Regions from separate parts of the Homo sapiens genome. Here regions 1 and 3 are each linked to region 2. Evidence: chromatin contacts called from ENCODE Hi-C or POLR2A ChIA-PET data. All regions are on one chromosome and are shown on one strand. Each heading gives the region's core, a stretch centred on a gene start or an enhancer-like site at or near the end of the contact. The rest is flanking DNA. Distances are from core to core; before and after follow the strand shown. Region 1 has its middle 24 kb from the start of AP1S3. Region 2 overlaps AP1S3 (adaptor related protein complex 1 subunit sigma 3). Region 3 overlaps AP1S3 (adaptor related protein complex 1 subunit sigma 3).

Region 1 (2,864 bases), core at 6-2,505, 46 kb after region 2:
AGCCTTTCCCCACCCTCTGACCTAGAGAAAATAGAAGGCATTATGTGGGAAAATGTTCTTTATGAACCAGGGTTATGAATGAAGTTCTTAGAAACTTCATTAATTCATTCTGTAAGTATATTTTGTTGATGCCTTTCCAAACATTTCTATTTTTTTTTTTTTTTTTTGAGACAGAGTCTCACTCCGCCCCGCCTCTACTAAAAATACAAAATACCTGTAGTCCCAGCTACTCGGGAGGCTGAGGCAGGAAAATCGCTTGAACCTGGGAGGCGGAGGTTGAAGCGAGCCAAGATCACACCACTGCACTCCAGCCTGGGCGACAGAGTGAGACTCCATCTCAAAAAAAGAAAAAAAAAAAGATCCCCCTGAGGAATGTTCCTGGGTTCCAGATACTCTTCCTTTCTGGACCTTGATTCTCAGGCCCGCAGCTCCATTGGAGGGTGTCCCCCATGCTGAGCCATCCTGGCCACCCTTGGAGAGTGGGGCCTCATCCACACCTCCAACCCTGCTCATTCAGTCTTTATAGTTCCTTCTTCCAGGAAACTAGGGGGTAACAAGTATTCTAAGGGCTGGGTCAGATAACTGACTGGCACCACCCAGTACTAGCCTTTTGTAAAAACACCTTACATTCTTTTCTTTTCTTTTTTGAGACAGGGTCTCACTTCATTGCCCAGGCTGGAGTGCAGTGGCTTGATCTTGCTCACTGCAGCCTCAGTCTCCCAGGCTCAAGTGATCCTCCTGCCTCAGCCTCCTGAGAAGGTGGAACTATAGGCATGCACCATTACACCAGGCTAATTTTTGTATTTTTTGTAGAGATGACATCTCGTTATGTTGCACACGCTGGTCTCAAACTCCTGGACTCAAGCAATCCTACCACCTCAGCCTCCCAAAATGTTGGGAGTACTGGTGTGAGCCACTGTGCCCAGCCTCACCCTACATTCTTTTTAGGCCACAAACCAGGAACTCAGGATGCAACAACCAGTCTACATATGGCAACTTGCCACTGCGGGGTGAGCTTTGCCTTCCCGGTCACTTCCCACAAAGGCTCCTTCTCCTCCATCTCCTTCCACAGGGCAGCTTCAAGCTCCAGTTCATCCCCATTATCTCCAGTTGAAAGAAGGAAGCAGAAAGAAACCCATATTTATTATCCACCGTGGATACTAGACTAGCTACTTTACATGTCTTAATCTTTACATACATTATATTATTGCACACTGGTTTTGATTTTACAGAAAATAAAACCAGTGAATGTCCACAATGTTTGCATAACTTGCAAGTGTTAACATGACTAGTGAGTAGCAACACTGGAATTCAAACCAAGATAAGTCTGAGGCCAAAGTCCAAGCTCTTTCTACCCTAGGCTGTCATGAACATGTTCCTTAGCCCCTCCTTTTGGCCACCTCTGGGAGCTCAGAATTGCTGGGCAGGCAATAAAAGGATGTGTTTGGGAAAGGGAAAAAGTAGAATTTGAGGACCATTTTTTCACCTATAAAATGGGAATAAAAATAAATTCCTATTTCAAGGAGTTCTTAAAAGGATTAAATAAAATAATCCAGGTAAAGAATTTAGTACTTTGATTGGAAAAGAAAAACAATGTATATTGGGAATTCTTCTCCCCCTCTATCACCTTTACCTTCTCTGCCCTCTCTGGACTCAGGTGCTCACACAATAAAAGCAGTAACACTAGGCCATTTGGAAAAGGAGAGAGCAGCCTGCTTGTAAAGAAAGGTGACCAACTTTGTATCCAGACAGGCTTGGCCTCAAAGGAACACAACCTAAAATCATAGGCTGACAGCAAATATATATATATATATTTTTGAGACAGAGTTTCGCTCTTGTCACCCAGCTGGAGTGCAATGGCACGATCTTGGCTCACTGCAACCTCCACCTCCCAAGTTCAGGAGATTCTCCTGCCTCAGCCTCCCAAGTAGCTGAGATTACAGGTGACTGCTACTATGCCTGGCTAATTATTGTATTTTTAGTAGAGACAGGGTTTCACCATGTTGGTCAGGCTGGTCTCAAACTCCCGACCTCATGTGATTCGCCTGCCTCAGCCTCCCAAAGTGCTAGGATTACAGGCATAAGCCACCGTACCTGGCCTTTTTATTTATTTTATTTTATTTATTGTATTTTATTTTTTGAGAGAGATTCTGTCACACTCTGTTGTCCAGGCTAGAGTGCAGTGGCACAATCTTGGCTCACTGCAGCCTCTGCCTCCCGGATTCAAGCGATTCTTGTGCCTCGGCCTCCCATGTAGCTGGGATCACAGGCATGTGCCACCATACCTGGCTAGTCATTTATTTTTTAATATGCAATGGAAAATATTTCTGACACACACAGACTGTATTAGTCCATTGTCTTTCTCTTTCTTTTCTTTTTCTTTTTTTGAGACGGAGTTTCACTCTTGTTGCCCAGGCTGGAGTGCAATGGCACAATCTTGGCTCACTGCAACCTCTGCCTCCCAGGTTCAAGAGATTCTCCTGCCTCAGCCTCCCAAGTAGCTGGGATTACAGGCACACGTCACCATGCCTGGCTAATTTAGTATTTTTAGTAGAGACAGGGGTTTCTCCATGTTGGTCAGGCTGGTCTGGAACTCCTGACCTCAGGTGATCCACCTGCCTTGGCCTTCCAAAGTGCTGGGATTACAGGCGTGAGCCACAGCGCCTGGCCAGTATTAGTCCATTTTCATACTGTTATAAAGAACTACTTGTAGCTGGATATTTCCACAAGGTGGCAGGAAGGAGAAATGCCAAGCGGAGGAGGAAGAGCCCCTTATAAAGCCATCCGATCTCGTGAGAACTCACTCACTATCACAAAAACAGCATGGGGAAACCACGCTCATGATCCAATTACCTCCACCTGGT
Region 2 (2,863 bases), core at 78-2,577:
AGGCAAAATGAAAGTACCCAGTATTTTATAAATGACACATTCATTAACTTGTTAAGCACAAGCCTTTAAAATGTGCCACCAACTAGCGTCAGATGTGCCCCAATATTTATAACCTTGTTTCCACACTACCTTCATTTTTTAACATACCAGTGGCTTCCGAAAATGGAAGTGGCAGGAGCTTTCCAACCCTGAGTGGCCCTAACCTTCTGTGACTCTGGGAGAAAGACTTCAAGAAGCAAGTAAGAGAAAAAACAGTGGGAAGAGGCCTCAGTGGATACGGCTGGCATCACTAGGTATCTCACACTCTGTTCTTTGTTTTCTGTGTTAACAATGGGACGTGGCTGTTCTCTGCCTTTCACGTTCTGTTCTGCCCCATCTAGTTCATAGCCGGCAGCCTCAGCAAAGACCATGTCCACTACAAGAAGTTAAATAAAGCGGCAAAAATGACAAGGGGTTGGCCTTTCTGCTTCTCAGGCATCACCTAATTCTGAAATCAAATGTACTTGAAAGGTAACATTTAGACCATTCCTGGCCCTCCAGGACAAAGTAATCAGGGATTTGAACATGGGGCTAGTTTTCCAAAGACCCTAACAAACTTCACAAACGAAATTCTCACTGGTCACATGAACATCCACTATTTACAAAACATTCTCATTTCAAATATAGAAACTACTTAGTTACACTTCAATCAAAATGAGGTTTGCACATTAAACTAAAAAATATGACAGGCGTTCTAAGACTATACAGGAGATTTCAGGCTGACAATAAGAACTAAGACTCAATGTTTATTTATTTTTCTTTAATTTGAAACAGGGTCTTACTCTGTCACCCAGGCTGGTGTACAATGGCACGATCACAGCTCACTGCAGCCTCAACCTCCTGGGCTCAGGAGATCCTCCTGCCTTAGCCTCCCAAGTAGCTGGGACCACAGGTACACACTATCACTCCGGGCTAATTCTTTTATCTGTAGAAAGGGGTGTCTCACTATGTTGCCAGGCTGGTCTTGAACTCCTGGGCTCAAGCAATTTTCCTGCCTTGGCCTCCCAAAGTGCTGGGATTATAGGCATGAGCCAGTGCACCTGGCCCCAATCTTTATTTTAAATAAATGTGATTTAGTATTTGACTTAGACTTTCGATTGATTTTACCAATAGGGTGACAGAGTTAGCAAAACAATACCACTGATTCTGAAAATAAATGTCAATGTGCCATAAACCATGTTGGAAAAATCTTTGAGTACTTTTTGGCATCAAACCAAGAACACAGTCATCAGTTCTCCTTGCTTGGTAAATTTTAGTCATGGGCTGTAGTCTATGACACATCTTTGAGAGGCAGACTTTGAAGGAGCTAATGCTGGCAGAAACCAACCAGGGTTGATTTTGGATGCAATCCAAGGAAAGCAGAAAGATCAGGTTAATTAATTCCAGTCAGCCCTAAGTAATGATTCTTTAGGGTCTGACCCAACTCTCAAAACAAAAATCACTTTCCCTCCCAAGTTTACGAGCCACCTTCAAATTCCTGAGGACTGCGGTACTAACCAACCTAAAATGAATGCATGCATAGATTTGTAAAGCCAACCAAACTTGTGAACCCTGAAAAACTAAGGTAATCAGTCTTAGTTTCCTAATAAATATAAAAGTGTTTTAATTCCACAGCAAATAATCCAAGCATATAAACTGTTCTTATGCATACAGTACTCTGTATTCCACAGAATATAATACAGTTTTTAAGCCCTCACTTAACTTCAGCAATAGATTCTTGAAAACTGCAACTTTAAGCAAAACAACATACTATGTAACAAAACTAATTTTGCCACAGGCTAATTGATAGAAACAAGAGTCAGGGACAGGCAGTGGCTCAGGTCTCTAATACTAGCACTACGGGAGGCTAAGGGAGGAAGACAGCTTGAGCCCAGGAGTTCGAGACCAGCCTGGGCAACACAGTGAAACCACATCTGTACAAAAAATACAAAAATTATCTGGGTATGGTGGCATATGCCTGTGGTCCCAGCTACTCAGGAGGCTGAAGTGGGAGGATCATTTGAGCCTGGGAGGCTGAGGCTGCAGTGAGCCGTGATCATGCCACTGCGCTCCAGCCTGGACACTAAAGGAAGACCTCTTAAAAATAGAAAGTCAAGTTCCTTTCTTCAAGTTCCACGGGCATACAGCGTGTCATTTTGCTTAAAGACACAGTTTCTAAGAACATATCAACAGTGTTAAGTGAGGACTTACCGTACTACTTTATCACCAGTTGGGTTAATTGGTTAAAAGAGGAATGCAATATAATTTATTTGATGATAAACCGCTATGACAGATAGTGGGCAATTATTCCTTCCTTCCTCCCCCATGCTTCTGAAAAAAAAAAAACTACTTCAACTGGTCACTTGCCAAAAACAAACGAAGAGATCAAACGGTCTTTTTAAGCAAAGCCAGGTTTCCGGGCCATGAACACGTAGCTTTGCTAAGAGAAGCATGAAATGTGAGTAGCCACAAACCTTAACAATCACGAGAACCAACAGCAAGGAACAGATAGCAAGTATTCACAGGAGACCGTGGATAGGGTCCCATAATACCTATGTCAATGACTGAGCCCAAAGGCTAGTAAGTGGCAGGGAGAGATTCTAATAAGATCAGTCTGACACTAAAGCCTGAGGTTGTCCCAGCATCCATGCCTCCATCCTCCCTGCAATCAAATGCCGTTTTCACATATGTGCAGTGTCAGTGGGACTGCTGTTTACCAATATGAGGCTTTTGACTCTATGTTAAATAGATCCATAACACCAGAGTCAACATACTACAGACTGCTTATAAAGATGACAGACAATCCCCCATAACTTGCCAATTAAAATAAAATAGCCCAGTCTAG
Region 3 (2,902 bases), core at 185-2,684, 54 kb before region 2:
ATGTGGCATTTGGTTTTCTGTCCCTGCACTAGTTTGCTCAGAATGATGGCCTCCAGCTCCATCCACGTCCCTGCAAAGGACATGATCTCATTCTTTTCATACTGTCCATCAGTTACTAAGTTTGCTAACATGCCCCAAAGCCATAATATTTTTTTTCAGCATTTAAAAAAAAATGTTTGAACAGACTCACAATTACAGGTAGAGTTCAAAGTTAACAGTGATGTTCCAGGTTCTATACCATGCAAGACAGATGGGCTTTCTCTTGCACACTCTCCTACTTTAAACATATATATTTGTGTCACACCAGGGCCCCAAGTTGAATCAATAAGAAAGCTCGAGAGGACAAAAAATCACCTGCCTCTTTCGTTTGAGTCACGATCTGCTCATTTAGCAATCCAAGTTCAACTTGTTCTTAAGCTTAAACTCCAGGGTATATGATTCATGTGAACCTGCCAGGAAATACGCTGACTGACATGGGCTGAAGATACCAAGGCTACTGGCCGAGCAAGATTGCTCAGGAGATACTAGGGCTAGAAATCTGCCCTTACCTTCAAAAGAGGTTTTCTAACTGGTTTTCACCAACTCTATCTAGAATTCCAGAGTTCTGCCAGAAAACATTTGTATTCAGTCATCCACATTTACTCAACAAAGCTCTCACCTCCTAAGTGGGCATTGGCCAAGACAGCCCCATACCCATCTACCCCTCTACAGATGCTGCCCGTGGGGTCTTTTAACTTAGCAGAGGGATCATACAGGCCATTGGGCCATGCTGGTTTTATGGAATCTAGAGTTTACACCATTTACATGGGAATACAAAGTTACAAATACAAAATCAGGTATAAAGTGTACTTAGAATGAGAAAAGAAACGACCACAGATTGTGAATTTTGAAGATGACAAATATCACAAAATAAAAAATGGTTGCATGTTATTTTCACGAATTAATTGCTTGACACTCCTCTATCATATATTATATTGTATGGCTACGTACTTTTTGCAGTTAAAATATCTTATTTTTGCAAAGTGGACAAAAACCCATGACCAGATGAGAGCATTGCTAGGCCCTGCCTGTAGCCTCGGGAGGGGCCTGGAGTTGACACTTTCCTGTCTTTGTGGTTCAGTGGCCTCTAGTCATTGGCACTGCTCACATCACCAGATGACTCAGTCTGCTAAACACCACACTGGCTGCCCTGTCTGAGCCGAGCCAGGCTGGTTACTCAAGCTATGTAAACCAATAAGGTAAAAGTTGGCATTTTCTTGAGCTTGCCACTTTAAAGGTTTGGGGCAGACTTTTAGAGCTGGCAGAACCTTAGTTGCTCTTACCTTCTCAAGACAGGAGCTGGAGTCTGTATCTTGGGTCCTCTTCTGGATACATCTAGCTCTGCTGTGTTTCTTATGCATATAGCACAGTGTATGTTATGACTTCCTACTGCATTGTGGTTTGGCCTAGCTGTTAACATGGTTTACGCTTTTAAGGGTGACAGTGTTAGGGTGCACCTAGCAGTTTCGCCTGCATCCACACGAGGGCACATAGAATCCTATTGCTCATGAGATACAATCTGACCCTCCCCTTCTTTTTTTTGAGACAGGGTCTCACTCTGTCACCCAGGCTGAAGTGCAGTGGTGCGATTACCGCTCACTGCAGCCTTGACCTCTCGGGCTCAAGTGATCCTTTCACCTTAGCCTTCCGAGTAGCTGGAATTACAGGTGTACACCACCATGCCTGGCTAATTTTATTACTTTTTGTAGAGACAAGGTTCTCACTATGTTGCCTAGGCTGGTCTCAAAACTCCTGGGCTCAAGCGGTCCTTCCGCATCAGCCTTCTGAGTAGCTGGGATTACAGGTGCACACCACCACACCTGGCTAATTTTATCATTTTTCTGTAGAGACAAGGTTCTCACTATGTTGCCTAGGCTGATCTCAAACTCTTGACTTAAGCAGTCTTCCTGCCTGGGACTCCCAAAGTGCTGGGAATACAGGCATGAGCCATCGCATCTGGCCTTGAGCCTCCCTTCTTGGCAGGCTGTTAGTTGGGGTAAAATATCTACTGTTTGTCGCTCCTACCTATTGCAAGTCCTGTGGTTAATGACCACTATCGCCTTTGAGAGTTTCATTTTCTTTTCTTTTTTGAGACAGAGTCTCACTCTGCCGCCCAGGCTAGAGTGCAGTGGCATGATCTCGGCTCACTGCAACCTCCGCCCCCTGGGTTCAAGCGATTCTCCTGCCTCAGCCTCCTGAGTAGCTGGGATTACAGGAGCCCACCACTGCACCTGGCTAATTTTTGTATTTTTAGTAGAGACGGAGTTTCACCATCTTGGCCAGGCTGGTCTTGAACACCTGACCTCGTGATCCACCTGCCTCGGCCCAAAGTGCTGGGATTATAGGCATGAGCCATTGTGCCCAGCAATTTTTTTTTTTTTTTTTTTTTTGAGATGGAGTCTTGCTCTGTCACCCAGGCTGGAGTGCAGTGGTGGAATCTCGGCTCACTGCAATCTCTGCCTTCTGGGTTCAAGCAAATCTCCTGCCTCAGCCTCCCAAGTAGCTGGGGTTACAGATGTGTACCACCACACCTGGCTAATTTTTGTATTTTTAGTAGGGATGGGATTTTGCCATGTTGGCTAGGCTGGCCTCGAACTCGTGGCCTCAAGTGATCCGCCCACCTCGGCCTCCCAAAGTGTTGGGCTTACAGACGTGAGCCACCACGCCCAGACAGAGGGTTTAATTTTCCTTCTAATAACTTTGTGCCATTGTCCACATTGTTGTTACCCCCAAATAAGTATTCCCAACCAAGTAAACAGTTCCTTTCTTTTCCTCTTATCAACATCTAGCCACCACACGCTCAGAATAAGCTTTGAGCATTTGGAGATTTGAGGCTATGTCTTCTTACTAAATCCGCAGGCAG

The links. Hi-C counts contacts between places; a loop is a spot of excess contacts on that map. ChIA-PET counts read pairs that join two places held with the same protein, here RNA polymerase II (POLR2A). Pooled maps may share reads with other maps.
Region 1: a map of HCT116 shows a loop between it and region 2 (6-fold over the local background). The contact joins two enhancer-like sites. A Hi-C loop is called at or near these places in 3 of 168 maps with a recorded cell type or tissue (Caco-2, HCT116 and PC-3) and 4 of 50 pooled maps. POLR2A ChIA-PET finds 5 or more read pairs at or near these places in 8 of 52 experiments (A549, AG04449, CD8-positive, alpha-beta memory T cell and 5 more).
Region 3: a map of astrocyte of the cerebellum shows a loop between it and region 2 (3-fold over the local background). The contact joins two enhancer-like sites. A Hi-C loop is called at or near these places in 1 of 168 maps with a recorded cell type or tissue (astrocyte of the cerebellum), 2 of 37 single-sample maps with no recorded cell type and 9 of 50 pooled maps. POLR2A ChIA-PET finds 5 or more read pairs at or near these places in 4 of 52 experiments (BJ, MCF 10A, OCI-LY7 and 1 more).

The regions. Positions count from the first base shown.
Region 1 is chr2:223,860,261-223,863,124 of GRCh38, forward strand. No RefSeq gene overlaps it. Among named protein-coding and RNA genes, the nearest start is that of AP1S3, 24 kb to the left of the region's middle. Within about 2 kb of position 1,256, at least 9 of the 41 ENCODE cell types and tissues checked have a DNase peak (open chromatin) inside an H3K27ac peak, as active enhancers do; they include HCT116, PC-3 and PC-9, where a contact is called at or near this core.
Region 2 is chr2:223,813,989-223,816,851 of GRCh38, forward strand. All of the region lies in intron 1 of AP1S3 (adaptor related protein complex 1 subunit sigma 3), which reads right to left. Among named protein-coding and RNA genes, the nearest start is that of AP1S3, 22 kb to the right of the region's middle. Within about 2 kb of position 1,328, at least 6 of the 41 ENCODE cell types and tissues checked have a DNase peak (open chromatin) inside an H3K27ac peak, as active enhancers do; they include HCT116, PC-3 and PC-9, where a contact is called at or near this core.
Region 3 is chr2:223,759,862-223,762,763 of GRCh38, forward strand. All of the region lies in intron 4 of AP1S3 (adaptor related protein complex 1 subunit sigma 3), which reads right to left. Among named protein-coding and RNA genes, the nearest start is that of AP1S3, 76 kb to the right of the region's middle. RefSeq lists a silencer at 1,051-1,345 and an enhancer at 1,868-2,237. Within about 2 kb of position 1,435, at least 16 of the 41 ENCODE cell types and tissues checked have a DNase peak (open chromatin) inside an H3K27ac peak, as active enhancers do.